2 separate regions of the Homo sapiens genome follow, and region 1 is linked to region 2. The links are chromatin loops, found by intact Hi-C in ENCODE. Cell type or tissue: PC-3. All regions are shown on one strand.

Region 1 (2,500 bases), 52 kb before region 2:
GAAAAGAAAAAGATGGATGAGGAAAGGTTTATAGGATTCAGGCTGTTTATTCTGGAAGAGAGAAGAATGCAAGATGACTTAATCTGTGTTTTGAAATATTTGAGGAGGTTATAGACTGCACCATCTCTCTAGAGGACTGAGAAAAGAGGAAATGGGTTTACATTTCAGCAAGAAGGAATGACACAGGAAGAACATTTTGAGTATGATGAAAAACTAAAATAGGACACTTAGGGAAGATTAAAAAACAACTTTTTATTTTGAAATAATTATAGATTCACAGGAAATTGCAAAGAAACATACAGGGAGATTTCATGCCTAAAGGAAGTTTTTGAATGCTCTCTCTAGAGAAAAATCTGGCTTGGAGAAAGGCAGTTGGACCAAATGACATAGTAAGCTGGAAGTTTTCTGGCTCTTTCACAAATCTGTGCATCTTATGCTCTTCCCATAACATGTTTCCCATTAAAAGTCACTGACTGTCCGGGTGCGGTGGCTCACGTCTGTAATCCCAGCACTTTGGGAGGCCAAGGCGGGTGGATCACCTGAGCTCAGGAGTTTGAGACCAGCATGACCAACATGGTGAAACCCCGTCTCTACTAAAAATACAAAATTAGCCAGGCGTGGTGGCAGGTGCCTATACTTCCAGTTACTCGGGAGGCTAAGGCAGGAGAGTTGCTTGAACCTGAGAGGTGGAGGTTGCAGTGAGGCAGGATCGCTCCACTGCACTCCAGCCTGGGCAACAGAGCGAGACTCTGTCTCAAAAAAAAAAAAAAAAGGTCAGTGACCACCACAGACGAGGGCACCTTCTGATGTGTGAAAAGTATGTTTCTTGTCATGAAAATTTAAGGAGAACCAGCACTTGCTGAATATTTTCCAAATTTGGGCTCCATTGTGAGAGGTGCTCAGACAAAATTTGCCAGGTAGATTTTATTGTCTTCATTTTGTAAGCATAGTAACTAGGGTTCAGAAATATTAAACTGCTTTCCAACAATCTAGGCTCAGAGTAGGTGCACCTGGGATATGAGTTTGCACCAGAGGAATTGTTCTTTCTACTATATGATGCTACTAGAGAACAATTCATATTTTTCCTAAGAAGAAAATTGTCTTCTTACTGCACACTACTCTGCATGCCATCCTCCCCTATCTCTGTCCCATTCCAGTTGCTCCCAAGGTGCCAGTGATTTAGAAAATCCCAACATGAAACAGAGTGTAATTATGATTTTCGTTATGTAGATGAGAAAATAGAGAAGTTCTGTGGTGTCTCCAGGCCCAGGAAGAAGCAATTTCTTTTCTGGTGGCATCAGAGATTCTCTTAACTATATTTATTTAGTGTTGATAACACTTTTTTTGGAGTAATTTCATCTAGTTGCATAGTTTCATGTCTTTTGGTGTTCTCATTGCCTTGAATGCCATCCTTTTTTTTCTATCTGTACAGGTACTAAAAATGGCCTTTTATTTTTATTCCATTTGTTTTCTCCTTTGTCTCAGTCACAGTGTAGCCCTTTGCTAGAAGAGCCCCGTGGAGTTAGCTAAATTGTAGCTGTCTCAGGGCTTTCCATGTTAGATTTTTGTATCATTGAGGTTTTGAGTCTTACCTGGGATAGAGACCATCTTGTTCATCTCTATTTTTAACAATACTTACTTTTAATTTTTGGCATTAAAAATTTGAACTCTCATTTTAAGATGTTGAAAAATACAGAAAAACATTTTTTAAAGAATATAAAGTAAGCCATAATCCCATTGTTTGGCAACAAATACCGGTAACCTTTTAATATATTTTCAGTTTCTTTTATATGGCAGAAATTTATATGTAAATAAACAGTGACCAGATAGACATTGTTTTCTCTCATTTCTGAGCATTTTTTTATGTTACTAAATATTCATTGAAAGCATTTAAGTTATTTACCTTTAAAATAAATATAAAGTGTATATAAGCACAAATTTAAAGTAGTACAGAAAAGTATGAAATACACATTGTCTTAACCCTAAAAGGTTATTGCCTTTAACAGTTTCTCACTACTCTTCCTGATAACAAATTTTAAAAGTACCTACACAAGTGGAATATTATACTTGTTGTGTATCTTGCATTTTATACTTGTTGTATATCTTGCATTGATTTTCGCATGAATGTTCATCAGGGATATTGGCCTGAAATTTTCTTTTTTTGTTGTGTCTCTGCCAGGTTTTGGTATCAGGATGATGCTGGCCTCATAAAATGAGTTAGGGAGGAGTCCCTCTTTTTCTATTGTTTGGAACAGATTGGAATAGTTTGGAATAGATTGGAATAGTTTGGAATAGTTTGGAATAGACTGGAATAGTTTGGAATAGATTGGAATTGTTTGACGACTTCTTTTCCTATTTGAATACCTTTTATTTCTTTCTCTTGCCTAATTGCCATGGCCAGAACTTCTCATATTATGTTGAATAGGAGTGGTGAGAGAGGGCATCCTTGTCTTGTGCCCAAAGGGAATGCTTCCAGCTTTTGCCCATTCGGTATGATGAG
Region 2 (2,500 bases):
CGTGCTATGCAAACATAAGGTTTCAAATGTGGTCAGTCAGGATTTTGAAAACTAGAATTTTCATACACCTTTATTTTACGTGATGCATTATTTTAATATTGATGTGAAGTTAAACAAGGTCAGTTTGACCTTGTGTCCAGTGCAATTCCCAAATTTGACTGCTGCAGTTTACTGAAATTGCATACATACAACAGCTTTAGGTGCCTGGATTCACAGTGAGCTAGTGAAATAGCTGGTGATTTCATAGTGAGCCAGTGAAATAGCCATCCTTCCCAAGCACCCACAGTGTACAGTTATGGTATAGAGGGGCCTTGATGGGCATGGCCTTTGAAAGACATGAAAGCTATAGATTAGCCTATATTGTTGTCTGGTATGTAGTAGGTAATAACTGACAAACAGACAATTGCCTAACATGTGCCAGAAAACAACATAGGCAAGGCTTGCAGTTACAAAATAATGCATAGACAAATGTACATTTAATCAAATTTGGCTGGCTTGAGGGAATGGTTGATATACACAGCACAGACTGATCAATTTGGTAGTGTTAAGCAGAAAATCGCTCTTATAGGACAAGAATCTTGTAAAATTTTGAACCTTAGAAATATGCACTAATGACAGTGTGGTGTAGGAATAGATAGTGATGGGGAGGGCGTCGAGACAGGTACAAATAAGTAGTGTGTGTTGATTGACGGGCATGTCCTTTTGGCAAAGAGAGACTCCACCAAGAAAGTGATTGGGAAATGAGCTAAGAAAAGTGTGAGAGAAGAAGACACTTCAGTTCTGACATTCAAGAAACAGCCCCACTCTGATTTGGATAGGGGCAAAGCCTAACTATAGATCATTTTTCAGCCAACTACAGAATCTTTTTAGCTTTCCTTGCTTCTTTTTCATTTGCTTTCTCTTTCGAATTTGAGGAGTAGATTGCAGTTTAACCACATGCTATGAGCTCAGGCCTCTTGGGTGGCCTCCCTGGGTCTTAGACCAAACCAGTCATTAGGCTTTTAGAGAATAATTTTAAAATGCCATCCCTTAATATTGTCAGGGTTGTTTGAACTATGAGAAGAAGATAATGAGCATGAAGCAGGACCTTTAGAGGACTAGGTTGTCTGGAGTTTGTAGTTAGTTGAAAGGCTACAGGGTCCATTTATTCCTGTAATTTTATTTGCCTTCCTGCTCTGATGTATCATTATTTGTCATCCATGGATATGGAATTCATTCTATCATTCAATAAAATGAATGCTGACTCTGTGCTGGCTGCTTTTCGAGGCCTTGTGAATATTCTCTGTTTGGCGATTATTGTAATGGCCTTTTGCCATCATGACCTGGCCTTTTGCCATCATGACAGCATCTGACATGTACTGACATGTACTGAATACTTAGAATGTACCAAGATCGCTTCCTTAGTCATCTTATTTAATCCTTCCAACACTCTCATTGGGTAGATGATTTTACCCTAATTTTCAAAAGGTTAAGCAGTTTACCCACGATAGGTAGTGAGAGTCAGGATCTGTGTGTGACTGGCCCTAATGCCTATGCTTCCTAAGTAATTTCCTAAGTAATCAAAGCTGCTTTTAAGATTAACTTTCTCCAAAGATGCAGGTATTGCTCATTCCTTTTTTATAGCTGAGTCACAGACATAATGAATACTGCCAGTGAGCTGCAGTGAAACTGTATCTTTAAAAGAAAAATGTTTTTTAGGTTTCTCAATTCCCATGTTTTTGCTGTTTGCGTGATACCCCTCTGTGGAAATTAACAAACCTTTTGCTGTTGGTTTTTCAGTAATATCTATCTACATAGAAAAACTTCACAGTGGAATCTGTTTGTGTAATATGTGTGAGAGAGAGAAAGACAGACATAATGCTGTCATGATTAGTAAGCCATGACCAAACTGTATGTGCACATACACACAGCTTCTGTGGGTCTCACTGAGACTAAATTTGGCCACACATTCCCTAATTTATTTTTACACAATTTCCCTGTTTCACTGTAGACCTTTTCCCTAACATCAGTTTATCCCAACGACTCTGTCAAAACAGATAATAGTGGGGCACCAATTACTTGGAGTTTGATAACACTATTTGAATTAAAATCTATTCACATACTTCAAGGCATCCTTTCACTGAAATTGAGAGGTACTCATTGGCAACTTGATATGGAGAATTTGGGGCAAATTCCTTTTTTAACTCTAGACATCAACAAACAAAAATGGCTGCAAGAAATTGTGGGGTTTTTTGTTTGTTTTTTGTTTTATGACACAAAGTAGTTAAGAGCAAGGCTTGGATTAGTTTCCTGTGAAATGGTTGGAGGAAGTAGAAAATATGTAAGTGAATATTATCTCTGGATTTATGGCTGCACTCATTGTCAATTTTTGAGCTCTCATTGAAAGAGATGGCAGAAAGAGTTAGCAGGATTTCATCTCCTGTCTTAAGGATTTAACAAAAAGAAATGCCAACTCCATATTTGCTGAGCTATAACAGGTGGTTGATTCTTCCAGTTGAAG

What was found. Peaks named below come from ENCODE experiments on the same cell type or tissue, not always from the same donor. Only the 100,000 strongest peaks of a DNase experiment are listed, where the experiment ranks them.
Region 1: a loop joins it to region 2, with 2.3 times the contacts of the local background. A loop is called at or near these places in 4 of 110 quality-filtered maps.

Annotation. Positions count from the first base shown.
Region 1 is chr2:168,531,065-168,533,564 of GRCh38, forward strand. The region is part of intron 1 of CERS6 (ceramide synthase 6); the gene reads left to right. Among named protein-coding and RNA genes, the nearest start is that of MIR4774, 51 kb to the right of the region's middle. In PC-3, no CTCF peak of the experiment used is centred here; no DNase peak of the experiment used is centred here.
Region 2 is chr2:168,582,587-168,585,086 of GRCh38, forward strand. All of the region lies in intron 3 of CERS6 (ceramide synthase 6), which reads left to right. It overlaps MIR4774 (microRNA 4774), which reads left to right and starts at 357; the gene lies at 357-432. In PC-3, no CTCF peak of the experiment used is centred here; DNase peaks (open chromatin) are centred at 1,335 and 1,575; H3K4me3 peaks cover 1,382 bases; H3K27ac peaks cover 2,306 bases.